Regions from separate parts of the Homo sapiens genome. Here region 2 is linked to region 1. Evidence: chromatin loops called from intact Hi-C (ENCODE). Cell type or tissue: mammary epithelial cell. All regions are shown on one strand.

Evidence for each region. Peaks named below come from ENCODE experiments on the same cell type or tissue, not always from the same donor. Only the 100,000 strongest peaks of a DNase experiment are listed, where the experiment ranks them.
Region 2: a loop joins it to region 1, with 6 times the contacts of the local background. A loop is called at or near these places in 11 of 110 quality-filtered maps.

Annotation. Positions count from the first base shown.
Region 1 is chr2:102,439,821-102,447,820 of GRCh38, reverse strand. IL18RAP (interleukin 18 receptor accessory protein) reads right to left here. Exons shown (of 10, transcript NM_001393487.1): 5 at 6,444-6,509; 6 at 4,498-4,621; 7 at 2,481-2,632; 8 at 614-751. Among named protein-coding and RNA genes, the nearest start is that of MIR4772, 12 kb to the right of the region's middle. In mammary epithelial cell, CTCF peaks have their summits at 4,394 and 5,415 (motif pointing left); no DNase peak of the experiment used is centred here.
Region 2 is chr2:102,181,729-102,189,728 of GRCh38, reverse strand. IL1RL2 (interleukin 1 receptor like 2) reads right to left here and starts at 2,706. Exons shown (of 12, transcript NM_003854.4): 1 at 2,643-2,706; 2 at 1,804-1,873; 3 at 419-653. The coding sequence starts at 1,861. IL1R1-AS1 (IL1R1 antisense RNA 1) reads left to right here and starts at 7,621. Exons shown (of 3, transcript NR_174960.1): 1 at 7,621-7,835. RefSeq lists an enhancer at 2,521-3,050. In mammary epithelial cell, a CTCF peak has its summit at 4,199; no DNase peak of the experiment used is centred here; H3K4me3 peaks cover 1,194 bases; H3K27ac peaks cover 759 bases.

The DNA of each region.
Region 1 (8,000 bases):
AGGCGGAGATTGAAGTAAGCTGAGATGGTGCCACCGCACTCCAGCCTGGGAGACAGAGCAAGACTCCATCTCAAAATAAATAAATAAATAAATACATACATACATACATACATAAATGAATGAATACTAAATGTGTCTTAAGAATACATCAGTGAGCCCTCACAGCATCCTTTGCAATTGGTGCTATGACAATCCTGTTTTATAGATGAGGAAACAAAGGCACAGAGATATTCACTCATTTGCCCTATTGCTTTAGGTTGGTTATAGAGGGATTATTTTTAAGTCCAACATGTTTCACAATAGCATTGCCTACAAGATTCCTGGCAACTGGAATGAAAAAAATAATTGTTTCTCCAGCCTTCCTCAGTGTAAGGTCACTAGACCTGGAGGAAGGCCTCAAAACCTCAGGGGCATGACTTTATCCAGTGGGGACATTTCTTTCTTCAGCTCCTCCTTTATGCTCTGCCCTGGCTGGCAGGGGACATTTGAAGTTCTTTTCTAAGGTAACTCTGAGGAAACAAAGCCAAGGGGTAGTGATGGTATTTTCTGTTGTCCTGCTCCAAGTCAATTCCCAGAGGAAAAGTCAGAGGGCTGCATGTGGAGGTAAACTTACCCCCAAGCGTCTGATCCTTGCTCTGGTAGGTCCGGTACAGCAGCACTATTTCAATCCAGTGCCTGTAGAGGAGGGCACTCGCCGCCAGCACGGCCACCAGGGTCCCGATGGTGCCAAGCAGGATGTACAGGAGCACCACTGTGGAGACAGGGCCAGTATGAAGAGACATAGAGGCAGCGGGATTGGACCAAGACCATGTTCAGGCCGGCGCTATGGCCCACCCAGCACCTTTTCCAGCTCTATTATTTTATCAAAATCATTGCCACTAGCAGCAGTTTTTGTGAATCTGGAAACCTCTCAAATCACACCATGGAATACTACTTAGCCATAAAAAGGAACAAAATAATGGCATGTGCAGCAACCTGGATGGAGTTGGAGACCATTATTCATTATACTTTTTTTTTTTTTTTTTGGAGACGGAGTCTGTATGTCGCCCAGGCTGGAGTGCAGTGGCGCGCAGCTCACTGCAAGCTCCGCCTCCCGGGTTCACGCCATTCTCCTGCCTCAGCCTCCCAAGTAACTGGGACTACAGGCGCCCGCCACCACGCCCGGCTAATTTTTTTTGTATTTTTAGTGGAGACGGGGCTTCACCTTGTTAGCCAGGATGGTGGATACCATTATTCTAAGTGAAGTAACTCAGGAATGAAAAACAAAACATTGTGTGTTTTCACTTATAAATGGGAGCTAAGCTATGAGGACGCAAAGGCATAAGAATAATACAACGGACTTTAGAGACTGAGGGAGAAGGGTGGGAGGGGAGTGAGGGATAAAAGACGACACAACGGGTGTAGTGTACACTGCTCGGGTGACGGGTATGCCAAAATCTCAAAAATCTAAAGATTTTCAGATTGAAGAACTTATCCATGTAACCAAAAACCACCTGTACCCCCAAAACCTATTAAAATAAAATTTTAAAAAATCACATTTTGAGACCTGTCTTACAATAAACACTAGAGACCCCAGGGGAATGGGCAGTTCCTGATCAGGGTGGCCTGGGAAACTTATCATATTCCTTTTATTTTTTCCCCTCGTAAACGTCCACACAATCCATTTACATCTCTCTCATTGCATATTGTAAATTATTTTCCTGTATTATCATTCCTACTGCAGCCTAAATTTCCTGAGACCAGGAGTCCCATCTGGCTTACCTGACACGAGGGATCTCCTGCATACTCCCATGGGGGAAAACCCCCTTCACAGAGCGTTTACTACAGGCCAGAACACACTTTGTCTTGTTGAAGCCTCAGAAACATTCAAACCTGCTTATAACTATAGTTATCTATTAATTAAAGGAATGAATGATATCAATTTCATCTCTGGGCATCTTTTCAAAGAAATTTAAACGCTTTTCCTTACCTAGAATTTCTACTCCAGCTTTTTTTTTTTTAATATATCCGTGATATACACACACCATTTTGAACAATGAACAAGATTACTCCTTCTCTCTTCCATTCTCCACTCATCAGAACATGAATCCATCATGTCCTTTGGATTTGAAAGCCAGGAAAGAAAAATTGGAAAGGAGGCTAGGTCTTAGCACAATGCCTGCCATTCTGGGCATACCCCATAGCTATTGTAGAATGAATGCGTGAATGAATGAGTGCATGAATGAGTTGCTTTTCCAACATGGCCTCCCAAACGCAGACTATTACTTAAGAGAACTAGCTCTAAACCAGTAATATGCAGTTTACTAGTTGTGTGGCTTTGGTCAAGGTATTAAATGGGTTGACACCAGGAAAGTGCTTAAAACAATGTCTGTCACCTAGAAAATGTAATCGCTGTCATCATTATTACTATTCTTTAGGAAAACTCCTCCCCTCTCAAGTGAAAGCAGTTTCATGCCTCCTGGGCAACCTTCTGGGCTTACCTCCTCTCTTTTCTTTCAGTTGGACGGACTGGGTTGTGTTTCCAATGGAGTTCTGGACAAAGCAAACAAACTTCCTGCGAAGATCACGCTGAGTGACTTTTTCCAAGATGATATTACGCTCAATGATTTCATCCTTTAAAGTGGATTTAATACTGAGAAAGGAGAAAAAATACCACTCCATTCAGTAACATACATTGACACCCATTTGCAGCATTTGGAACACGTATAAGCAGCCAACAGTTTGGCTTTTAGAGAACTGTGAGATCAATAGTATAAGATACCACGAGAATGTAAGATGGTCAAAAAGGGCTCATTCTTGATTCAATTATTGACTCTTCTAAGCATTCACGCTAAGACATTATTTATTTGTGAGACTCATCTGACCTTCCTTACTCTTAAGAATTCCCCTTGAGAATAGATAATAACAATACCTTAAGAAAAATATTTAAAATGACCAACTCCTACTGAAGGTTTACTATGTATCAGTCCCTCTTCTGTGCACAAAATATGGACTCTAATGTCCTCCATTCCTCACCTCCCAGGAACCCTAGAGTATAATAGGATCATAATGGCCTTGGCCAGTGACAAGGACAAGGCAAAGAAGGTGGGTGAGTAGCCCCAGACCACACTGCAGGGAATGGGCAGCTTGATTCCTGGGCTTGTGCCACGCTGCTCCACCCAGGAAGTTGGGAGTCTTGGCATTTATTCACAATTTGAGTTCTCTGAAGTTACCAATCTACAATCCATCTTTGTGTTAAGAAATCTTGTGTATGTGAATGATGTTTTAGGCTGTGTTGCTCTGAGACCACGATGCCAGCTCCTATTCACTGAGTGCTTCCTACCTGTCACACATTGTGATAGGCATAACACCTCTGCTGTAACCACGCCTCCCAGTGAGCTTGCAAAGTGCAGGCTATTATCCATAGATTATCAATGGGTGATGGAGGCTCACCGGGGCTAAGGGTCATGTTGACATCAGATAGAAAATGGGTTTAAACCCAAGGGTGGGTGATGTCAAAACATACCCTCTTGACTACACTCTCCTACTGTGAACTCTAATGCAATATCAGCTTAAGATGGGCCCCAATGACCTTCCTGATCTTAGAAATTCTTGCTAAATTTTATTGTTGTGACCAAAATCTGTTCTGTACTTTTTTGTAATGATGTATACTTTTCAAAATGATATTGCATTTTCTTATTGATATCTGTTAAGTATCAGAAGAAGGTACTTAATGCATAGACTCTTACTCTGGGTCACATCTTCGAAAAATCAGGGAATGCATCCTTTGGAGACACATCTGATTGGACATCACTGGATCCAGGCCCTTTGATCCTTCTGGGGACTGGAGATCAACTTTTTTTGTGATTGGATAGCTCCAAATATCTAGGGTTTTCTACTGGCCAAAATATCTCACCAGTAAATTCAAACCACTGATCCGGGTTCTGTGCTCCAGAGAGCAACAAACCAAGTCAAATTTCTCAAACAATGTAATAGCTCCCAAGGATTTCAAGACAGAGAGCCCTCCTCTGAGCCTCTTTTTCGGGGTTAAGTTGCTTCAGGTATTCCTCACTTCACATATTTTTTGTCAGACTTATTATTATGATGCCATTTCCCCTGGAGGTTTTCTAGACTGTTCATTACCCCACACATCTGGATCCCTGTACCCCCACACTCTCTGAACGGGTGGCACCGGTGAAAAGCAGAGTGAGGGTAAGCAGCATTTCCTCCCATTTCTTGGACATATTACTTATCTCCAAGCAGTCTGGGTCAGTACAACTGTCTGCTCAATAGCTTGACTTTGAGAGCAGCCACGTCAAACTGTTCCTACAAATTGAGGTTTAAAACAACTTAAATATTTCATTCAACGGCCGTTTGCACTTTGCATTTTTGTGCTTTTATTTTCACCACTAGTCGGTGCTGGTGGCTACACCATCAACTGTATACTTTAGGCATTTCTAAAGGTAGAAGTATCTCTTCTGAATTGCAGAGAACAGAATCCGTGAGTTTTTTTCTTACCTTTTCGCCTCAGGTACTGAGACTTCCCACTCTAGGTCAGAATCTTTGATGTACCATTTTATGACAGGGTTAAAGACCCTTTCAAAGCCAAATCGTGCTTTGCAGCTAATAGTTAAAGGCTTTCCTGAAAATGAAGAGGCCAGAGAAAACAAGAAGGAAGCTGGTGAGAATACTTTGTCCTACATCTGGGAGGAAGACGTCGCCAGAAGCTGTCTCCTGATGCAATCAGGTTTGCAGGTAGAATATGTGTGCCAGAAATAATGAAACGTCTACACAGCTCTCATTCAGAAATGCATAAAACCAGGTACATTTTTTCTAATGGGCAATCCTTCTATCTCAACCATATGACTATATGTTCTTAAAATGAAGATGAGCATGATTATATCACTAAGGGTCCTTATGTGGATTGAGGGAGACACTAAGAAAACTAAGAAAATGAGGAGTTTCTGAGATCAGCCCGGTCTTCTGCACTACTGTTGAAGTACAAGGTGTGTCCATAAAGAAAATTTTACTATCCAATATTTGTTTATTAAGTAAAAATCATAAAGTTATTGTAGCACGTGGTTTAAATAAAAAAATTATTTCGATATTAAGCAATTTTTCTGAACAATTCACTATGGATGGGCATGCATATTATGAGACTAACTTTTTTCTACCCATTTTTTTCCATGAGGAATATTCACATATGCTCTGCCTCAAATCTAATATTTAACCATGAAATGACTAGGAGCTCCATTTGAATACTCATCTTTGCACCTTAACGTTTTTCCACTGGTAATACCTTATAATTCACTAATACATATGTAACTTGACTATATGAATTAATCTAATTTTTTCCTCCTTCTTTCCTCCTTCCTTCCATTCCTGTGACGTTGAGCACATAGTTAGTGCTATTTCTAGAGTCAGAACACACCACTCCTGCCATCTAGTGATCTTATATCATAACATGTATTTTTATGTTTCTTTCTAAAATAATAAATGTTTTAGTAGCATTTTAGAAAGTATAATAATAATAAAAAAATTTATATTATTAAAAGAAAAACAGCATTTTATTTTTAATACAGCAATTCTTATTTGTCTGTGTAGAAAGACATAGATATTATTGAAGTTGACAAAATAAAAGGAGACCCACAGGGAAGTCAATTTCTCCTCAACCCCAAAGAAGACACTACTTTGGAATACAAATTGTTTGGGCAGGGGTTGTAGAATTCTACTACAGTTCTCTTAAATGCCAGATTAAATGTCATATTCATAAGAGTTAATGTTACTCAGGTTGGCGAATTTGTAGTCATAACTGATAGACCTAACCAACATGTACGAAACCACCTGTTCCTGGGGAAGTTAAGGAAGAATAAAATCTATTGATCAGGTTTCATGCTCCAGCCACTTAACATACATTGTCCCATTATTTCTCAGTATAATTTTTTTTTTTCTTTGAGATGGAATCTTGCTCTGCCACCCAGGATGGAGTGCAATGGCTCGATCTCGGCTCACTGTAACCTCCGCCTCCCAGGTTCAGGTGATTCTCCTGCCTTGTCATCCTGAGTAGCTGGGATTACAGGCACCCACACCCACGCCCGGCTAATTTTTGTAGTTTTAGTAGAGATGGGGTTTCACCATGTTGGCCAGGCTGGTCTCAAACTCCTGACCTCAAGTGATCTACCCACCTCAGCCTCCCAAAGTGCTGGGATTACAGGCATAAGCCACCATGCCCGGCCTGCAATATAATCTTTTAGGGTCAGTTTTATGATAGCTATTTGCGGATTTAAGTACTGAGGCTTAAAGGATGAAGTAACTGTGCAAAGTCACAAAACTAGTCAATGGCTGAGTTAAGATTCACACCCAATTCTGTTTGACTGGAAATCCCAATGCTGTTTTCCTTCTATCACACTTAGACCTGCTCCCAGCAGCACGATGTCATTCAAAGGCGATGAGGCCCAGCTTACCAAGTTCTACTTCCAGTGTGTCCTCGACAGGATCCAGAATATCTGGTTTGAGTTTAGTGTCTCCCACTGAAAGATGAAAACAAAGATTACTATTTGCATTGGAAAGTCTGAAGGCCTGCTTGATGAAGATTTAGGTGCACAGCCACACTTTGATCTAAATGTCTTGGAGCTCTGTCTTCACATTTTACTAATTACCTGTAAGTTAGGAATTCCGGTTTCCATGTAAAAAGCTTGCCCCCTAAAATGACTGCCACATCAGGTTGTGGGTGCTGGTAAAACATTAGTTGTTAATTGATCCATATCTGCTTGTGTGCATTCTCTTTCACACTAATCCTGCCCCTTGCAGACCTGAGCTCCTATCCCTGTCTTTTCCCACAAGATTTCTTTGTGGTGCCATCTGGCTGAGTAATTGAACTGAAAGGAGAATCCACCCAAGAAACTGTGCAAGTCAAGCATATCCGAGTCCACCCCTCCATCCTTAAACTCATGGTTTATTTCAAAATAAAGAAGAGTCCAGTCCTTAATTAACAATTTTATCCATCAACTTCTTGCCACAAATATGCCTCCACTGTCAAATATGCCTCCACTGTCAAACTTCCTCCTGAAGGTGTGTCTTTTTCTGGATAAAGAAAAATCCAGGGTCTTTGCTGTTGACATCACCTACTTTTACTTCTCAGAGACCTCCTTCTCCCCTTTGCACCATCTCAGTCCTGTATTTTTAACTTGTCTCTCTCTCCCTCTCTCTCTCTCGCTTTCTCTGGGCTTCTTCTCATCAACATTTATTCATGCTCAGTCTCATCATCCTAAAAAAGAGAAAACACACCCTGCCTTATATCCCAGCCTCACTTATTCTCCTTCCTTCCCAGCCAAATTCTTGAAAGGCAGTTCTATGTGCTAATTCCCTCCATCCTTTCACCTCCTATGGAACCTGATTTCCGCCGCCATCTGTCCACTAAAACTGCTTAACCAAATTCACCAGTGCCACCTATGCACCTAAATCCATTGGGCATAATCACATTTTTCGTCTACTTTACCTCTTAGCAGCATTGGACACTGTTGGCCATGCTCTCTTTGAAACCCTCTCTTCTTTTGGTTCCATGTTCCCGTACTCTACTGCTTACTTTCAACCGCTATATTCACTTCTCTGTGCCTGTCCCTTCCTCTGTGTCTCTTTTAACTATTAGTCCTCTCCTAGTGTTCTTTCACTCCTCCTGATACCCCTGGGTAGTAAGTTTACTCTCTAGGCCTCTTCCCTATGAAAGGTCTTGGTGCCTGAGGTTATGTCTTTCCTACATCATCAATTTCACTTCGTTTGTTTCTCTTCTCACCACCCTTCCACTGATATTCACTTGCTGATGTATGTTCCCATCCTCTTTGAGGATTGTCTTCCTCTTCTCCACCTCTTCAAGCATTTCCGGGTTTGGCTCTAGCCCCTTCTGTCTCTATGCCCACTTCCTAGGTGATCTCATTCAGCTCTTTGGCTTCAGATATTATGTAAAAATCGATCATCTTCACATTCACATCTCCAGCCCTAACTTCTCCAGACTGGCTTGTCCA
Region 2 (8,000 bases), 260 kb after region 1:
GGAGAATCACTTGAACCTGGGAGGCGGAGGTTGCAGTGAGCCGAGATCGCCGCCACTGCACTCCAGCCTGGTGACGGAGCGAGACTCCATCTCAAAAAATAAAAAAGAAAAATAAAAAAGAAAAGAAAAAGAAAACAGGAAAGAAAGATGGCAGCAATAATACTGGGACAAACACACTTTGTGAGTGGGTCTGGTCTGAGGTGCCATTTCCATAGGGAAAGATGCATATCAGGTTCCAAAAATGATTTACAAATCTGTTCTGTTTAAAAATGTGTTCACTGGAAATTGTCTTGTAGCAATTATAAAAACATACAACAACATAATTCTTCTCAAGAGTTTTCTATGTTCGTTAAGAATTTTCCTAAAATAATTTATACATACACACACGAGTTAGTTCTATTTTAAATTAGGAACTTACTTTATAACACATTGGTAGACTCCTGAGTCCCCCCATTCCATGGGGAGAAACAAAATCCAAGTCTCGTCCTGGTGAATTCTAGACTGTATGATTTTGGACACTGGGATTTTGCTAGAATTTTTATACCATGTTACACTGACTTCCCCAGATGTTATGGGAGGGAATGTACAATTAAAAGCAAAAGGCTGGCTTGCTGAAAGTATCTCATTTTTCATAAAAATGTCCTTGCATCCATCTAGGGAAAGAAAAACAAAACAAAACAATTATCCATGAAAGAAAACTTCAGTTTTATTTACTGTTAGTTTTTTTAAATGCCTCTTCAATTTTCCAGCCAATTTGAAATTTTATTTGGGAGTTTCTTGAGTCTGGAAGTTTCCTAAAAATAGCCTGCTGATTATAAAGTATAATTCCAAGTTCTTTAAATGTATCCATAAAACAGAATTTACTCCGTTCCCTCCTCACAAACCTCCCCATCGGGAGTGATTTCCCTCTTTCCCTTCTATTCTACGACCCTTAGTTCTTTTCATCCACAGAGTTCTTTACTCTGTACTCACCTACAGAGTAAATCAACCCTTCTTGTCTTTTCTGTTTCTGCTCTGCCACCCAGTTATTTTACTCTGTCTTGAGTAAAAGGTATTTCATCCCAAAACGATTGTTTAAGAAAAAAAATTTGGTTCACTTTTAAAGTTCATTTCTACCAAATTTCCTTTTTTTTTTTTTTTTGAGACGGAGTCTCTCTCTGTCGCCCAGGCTGGAGTGCAGAGGCTCAATCTCGGCTCACTGCAAGCTCCGCCTCCCGAGTTCACGCCATTCTCCTGCCTCAGCCTCTTGAGTAGCTGGGACTACAGGCGCCCGCCACCGCGCCCGGCTAATTTTTTTAATGTATTTTTAGTAGAGACGGGGTTTCACCGTGTTAGCCAGGATGGTCTAGATCTCCTGACCTCGTGATCCGCCCGCCTTGGCCTCCCAAAGTACTGGGATTACAGGCATGAGCCACTGCGCCCGGCCATACCAAATTTCTTAGAAGAAATTTGTTCTATTGACGGTTTCCTTGCTTTCACCTTGTGTCATAAAATAACGCTTTATCTTATAAAATAGCCTGTAGTAATTCCATTTGAGCATTGTTACTCAAGTCTTCACTTGGAATTTGCCTAACTCCTTCCCCTCCCCGAAGTCACCTCCAAGCTCAAAGGCGACATTCAGGGCTGAGCATCCGAGCACGTGGAGCTGGTTCTCTGTTTCCTCTTCCGCGGAACTCCGCCTGGCGGTCTGGGGAGGGGAAGGAGCCGCGCTCGGGCTGACGCGATCCCCGGGGGCTCCCAATGACAGGCCAGGAGCCTGTGGACTCGGGCAGCCTCTGGGAACGGAGGACACACGGAACGTACCTGCTGTGACAGACAGTGGAAGGGCGATGGACAACCCGCAGAGCAGCAAGGACCACATCCCCAAACCGGGCTGCAAGGAAGGGAGAAGAGGGTGGGAGGGGAGGACGCAGTAGGGCGGGCCCGAGGCGCCGGCGTGGGCGACCTCGGAATCTCAAAGACAACCGCCCAGGCCGCTGACCTTCCCTTTTTCCTGGGGAGCCCTCCGACTTTGGCCCCACGTTTCCCCAAAGACTGCCCTTCCCCTGTCTCCTTCGTCTGGGCGCCCGACCAGGATCCAGGGCAGGGAGCTCGCCCCGCCGCAGAGGAGGATGGGCGAGGAGTAGGCGGCGGCGGCGGTGGGGACCGCGTGGGAGCTGCTTCTGCCACCTGACAGCGAAGCAGGCTGGTGTCCAGAGCCCCCGTGAGGGCCAGGGCGCCCCCCAGCGCAGCCTGCGGCCTGGGTTCCAGACGTGGGACCCCAACCCCGCTCGCGGCGCACGGAGCCTCCCCTGCGCGCCTGTGTCCTCGGGATCCACCCGAGCCTGGCGGTCTAAACAGAAACCCCAAACACCCGCTCACTGGGGAGCAGCCAGGGCAGGCCTACCTGGCAAGGGCCAGCGGGAAAGGAGAAAGGAAGGCAGGGAGCCGCTGGAGCTGAAAATAGCCGCGAGCTCCACTCCTCGACCCAGAGACGGAGTCGGCTCCCCCATGGTCACCTAGCCGGTCGGGGGCCGGCCTGGGGGGCCTGATCCCTGGCCTGCGGTGGCACACATTGTTGCCACGTCTTTTCCTGCACACCTCTCCTACTGTCAGGGCCCCACCCATGCCTGGCTCAGCCAGACTCCCGGCCCGGTGTCTACCTGCCTGCAGGATTGAAGCGCGCAGGACCTCGTGGAGAGTGGAAAATATGACAGGGACACGAGCCCTGTCATGCCACTTCCATGCCTAGGTATTTCCCCGCCACCGTGGGCGGGGCAGACCTGCCTTCCCCAGTGGAGCGTAGGAAGGAATGTGACATCACACTAGGAAGTGGCTTGAAAGTCTTTGAGCCTGATTTTCTGGCATCTAAGTCCTTCATCACCAGGAGTGTCTGCTTAAGTCTATTCCAAGTTGAACGTCTAAATGAATTATTCATTCCTTTCCAAATCCTATTTGAGCAGTTACTGCATGCTCTGCATTGGCCTATGTGGAATGACCCCAAAGTGGAAGCCATCCCAAATGGCTTCTAAGGAGAATTATGAATCTGCCTGAGTCGTGCTCATTAACTTCTGTAAGGCAGGAATCCCATGGTGTTCAAGTACTTCAGAGCCTGAAGACTGTTCCTGTCTAAAACTTCCCGATAAGGTGATGTCAACAGGGACCTGTTGCCCTAGCCATCAGGAGACACCCCAGAGTCATCCCACAGGGCACTGAGTTGTAGGAAAAGGTTCAAAATGTAATCTCCATTCAATAGATTACTGGTCAAGCTCTTCCCAACGGTCTTTGAAAGATCAGAGACAGTGAGACAAAAGCAACCATAGGAGCAGAGATGCAATAATTGTGCTAATAGCAAAGCTTCCTGTGATAGGCTGAAGGTCAGTGGTTTGTAGATTTCTACACTCTTAAAAAGTATTGAGGATTCCAAAGTGCTTTTGTCTATGTAGGTTATGCCTGTCAATATTACTACATTAGAAGTTAAAGGGAGAATTTTTAAACGTTTACTTTCTTATTTAAGTGACAATAAACCCATTACATGTTAACGCAAATATCATACAATTTATGAAAAATAACTCTACTTTCTAAAACAGGCTTATTGAGAAAAGCGGCATTGTTCTACATAGATGCAGATCTCTTTGATGTCTGGCTTACTAGAAGATGACTGGATTCTCATACTTGCTTCTGCAATCAGTGTCATGATATAATATGTCATATAGCTTCTGAAAAGGTCCACCATACACTAATGAGAGAATGAGAATAAAAAAGGAATATAAGGTCTTAATATTACGATGAACATAGTTTTGATTTCACAGATCTTTTTGAAGGGTCTCTCAGGGACCCATAGGGCTCCCACTCTTTGAGGACCTCTTTCTTAAGCTATAAATAGAGATTATTATTTATTTCCCCTACTATCAGCAGTAAACGAGGTTCCTCTGTATATGTATATTCTTCAGCGTTTATGTCCTCATCCAAAACAAAACAAAAGTGTTACTATTTTTATAAAAGTCATATGATTTGCATTCAGAATTATTTCTATGAGCAGTGTTGAAAGGTATTTCTAAATCTTTATGCTATCTTTTTTCATTTTCACTTTATGAATAGATGCATTTGTGTCCTATCTTATTTCTTAGCCTGAGGACTAGTATATATGCCAAGTTTAATGGGTATTGTTGCCCCAAAATGTATGAAGTTAAGACAGGCCATCCCAGTCCCCTGCAGTGCCTCTCACTGGACACTTCTGACATTGCACTTTGCTACTAATTCTGAGAATCTGAAATTTAACTTCCTGGGATGGTCTCTATGCCAAATGTGTTTCCTGATACGTGGAAAATGAACACTTGGCTTTGAAGGCAGAACTGATTCCGGGTATTGTAAACTTAGCAATTAAAAATAACAGGAAACCATAATATTTACTGCAGGTTCTCAATTACCTTGAAAAAAAAAAACTTAAATGTATTCATCTCCTTCGAACATTTAAGTTTTTCCAAATTTATATTTTGCTCTTATAAACGGTGCTGCTGCAAAGATTCTGGTAATGTCCTTTTGTGCGAGTATTTCAGAGGCCATTTAGTGAACGGAATTGCAGAATCATTGGGTAGGTACATCCTCAATTGTATTAGAAAAGCCCTAATTTTTTTCCATAGCTATGTCCTTTAGAGGAAAAGAATTTCATTGCTTCATGTTCTTACCAATATTTGGTAATGTCAGACTTTTAAATTTTGCCAGTTTTGCTGCTCTGATGTAAAAGCTATCCTGTGATTTTATTTTATATACATTTAGATTGAGAGGTTATGCCCAGTTTTCAGAGGTGGCAGTTGTAAAGCCTCCATAACAGGGTGTATAATATGTAATAGATGCTTATCACCATCCCCCTACCAACCCCTCCTTGTCTAATTCTCTCCCACTTGCAGATATTTTTTCAATGGGAATATTCTTAATGTTTTCTAGCATTAGTCAGTGGCCATAGGAAATAATTTTCAGTTGGTTTTTTTTTTTATGAAGTAAATCAACTTCCTCTAGAGATTCATCACTTCATTCTGAGAGCAGGCAAAAAGCAACAAATCTGTGTGTGATGAAAGCATTACAGAATTCTGCTTGGTTGAATTTTACCTTCAGTCTATTTGACCCTCAGACTAGGATATGACGGCTATTCAGAAGGGTAGGAGGGCAACAATTTGGATTAAAGATTTCATATACAAATTTATATTTTACATGATGCATACTACCTTTTATTTGTTCTAACTAAATATCTGATTATTTCCCATTGGCCATATCCCACAGATAATGTTTCCCAATGAGAATGAAACAGAAATATATTCACACGCAACAATTAAACTTTCCAAAACCCAGTATTAGGCTGGGGTGGGTGTTTGGGGCTCCACCAAGATCTTTATACCTTTAAGGCCCTTAAGTTCTCATATTTCCCCTCTATGAGGCTTGGGAATATATAGCAGCATTTCTGTAGCAGACTGCTATTGTTGGGATGAAATGGACTTCTAGAAATGGAAGAAGCAGCCAGGGAGACTGGAAGGAGGTCCTTAAAGCACTTGGTTTCCTGCAGTCCTGGGCTTAATCACTCACTCCCTCGAGCTCCATTCATTAGTTCGCTCAGTCCCTCATCAAATATTTATACAGTTCCCACTGTGTTCCAGGTGATATTCTGAGTGCCAGAAATACAGCTGTACAGAAGACAGACCCTCTTAGAGTTTACAGTCATTCTAGTGTCAAGTAAATAAGAAAATTTTGAAGGATGATTTCAGGCTGGTGAGAACCCTGAAAGCAATTATGATGAAGTGATGGAGAGGGTGTTGGGGAAGTCCTCCCTTCAGAAGGGACTATGGTGCAGCAGAGGCCCTTGTCAAGGCAAGGAGTCCAGCATGTGGAGGTCTGCGAGAAGGGCTTTCCCCAAAGTAGGAAACAGCTAGTGCAAAATCACAAAGGAGGAAACAGTTTGTAAATTCCAAAATAAAATAACACAGACGAAGCCAATAGCCTCAGCTGCCTCAGCCTCCTTAGTAGCTGGGATTACAGGCGTGCACCACCACGCCCAGGTAATTTTTGTTTTTTGCTTTTTGTGTGTTTTTGGTAGAGATGGGGTTTCATTTCACCATGTTGACCAGGCTGGTCTCAAACTCCTGGCTTCAAGTGATCCACCCGCCTCCAATTGTAATTGTTAAGTGAAACATTCAACCATGTTAATAGTTAACTGGCAAAGGATAACCTTTTTTTGTCTATCAAATTAGCAATGATTTAATAATGAGTATTCTCAGTGCCACACACTGCTTGTGTAAGAGGAGCAAATGTCTCTATGGAACATCAAGAACCTGAAAAGGAATCTTGCCCTCTGAATATATGCTAAGCAAATGATTAGGGAAGTAAAAATATTTGAGAAAGGATAACTATTGCACTTTGACTACTGATAGCTAAAACTAGAAATAATCTGGATGTCCACTGAAGGCAGCAAAGCTATCAGATTATGGACCATCCATTTGATAGACTTAGTGACTACTTATAGATTGTATTTCGTATAATAGTAATGTGGGCAAATATTTATGCTAAGTTTTAAAAAGAGTGTTAAACTCCATGTATTATATGGTCTCAGTTATATCCATAGAAATGTTATAAAATATCAATAATTATCTTTAGGTTGTGAAGTTATGGGTGACATTTTTCTTCCTTATATGTTTTAGAAATTTCCACATTCTCTCAAACCATTATTGCTTTCGTAATAAAAAGAAGTTTCTCCTAATTTATTTTATAAAATGTCTTAAATATAATTGACTCCCAAGGGGATTACTCTACCACCTTCCTAACAACCTCCCTATGTAACCTTTTACCTCCTCCCAATCTGCTGTACAATAGTGCCCTATCAATGTGTTTCTTTATGTCGAAAGTTCTTCCAACCTGTTGCCTCCAATATCTCCCATATACCTACTCCTAGTGGTAAAGTCCAAATAGTTCAGTCATGGGTTTAAGACCCTCTGTCATATGAGATTGTTTCCTGAACAACTTTCTCTTCACACTCTTCTTCTCTGGCTAGATTTCTGTTTTTTCTTACCTTGTAATTTTCTCAGTGTCTAGCATAATGTTAACCACTTGGTTAGCACTTTTTAAAAATCTAAAAGTACGCTTGAGAACACAAATATTTCCCCTGTGTTTTTGAATTTGAGAGAGGACATGGGTCCAGTTTTAGGAAAGACAAGAATTCAGAAGCAATCAAGTACAGTGTGGAAGGCAGGACTACGGAATAGCATCTGACGACAAAAACTGTTGAAACAGATGGCTGCTGTCTACAGCCTTGAAAGCAAATGAGAAGCTGCAGTCTGTCCCTGGCTAAGCAGGGTAAGTGACGTAACATGGCTGTGGAGGGAAAATGTAGTGTTAGCCAGGGAAGGATTAACTACATGAACCAAAGCAGGAGTGGGTCCCCACACAGGCTGTGAAACATGCAATACCGTTTCACTAAAGAAGCCTAAGGAATCTCATCCTCAGGATGTGTAGATTGACAGGAAAACCAATGAACACTGTAGAATGGTATCATTGTAGCCTTCCCAGACCCGGAAGCAGAAGCCAAATGGCACTTGGGATCACTTCCAGGTCAAAGGTTCTAAGAAAAACAAGCTTCATCAACTTCACCCTGTAGGTAAATTAATCTCTCAACTGGTTGAACACAGCTTTAGAGATGTCAACAGCCTCCTATGAGTCTAGAGTCAGGTGGTACAGGCTCAACTGGTCTAACAGCTGCAAATTTTGAGAGACTGCTGTGCTAATGTTTGGGGCTCAGATTTAAGGTATAGGTATGATTTACGTACTTTGAGCAGCCAAGCCTTCTTCAGAAGAAACCTGAGCGGCATGTGGTAAGATGAGCATGTTTTTGTTTTGAATGATTAATACTCATTTTAAATAGTACCACCTATTCCTGTAACTCTTCCTCTCCTTAAAATTTAAACACCCCGCCCCCCCCCACACACACACACACAATCTTTGGTTGTAAAATGAATGTTATCACATCAAAAAATTAT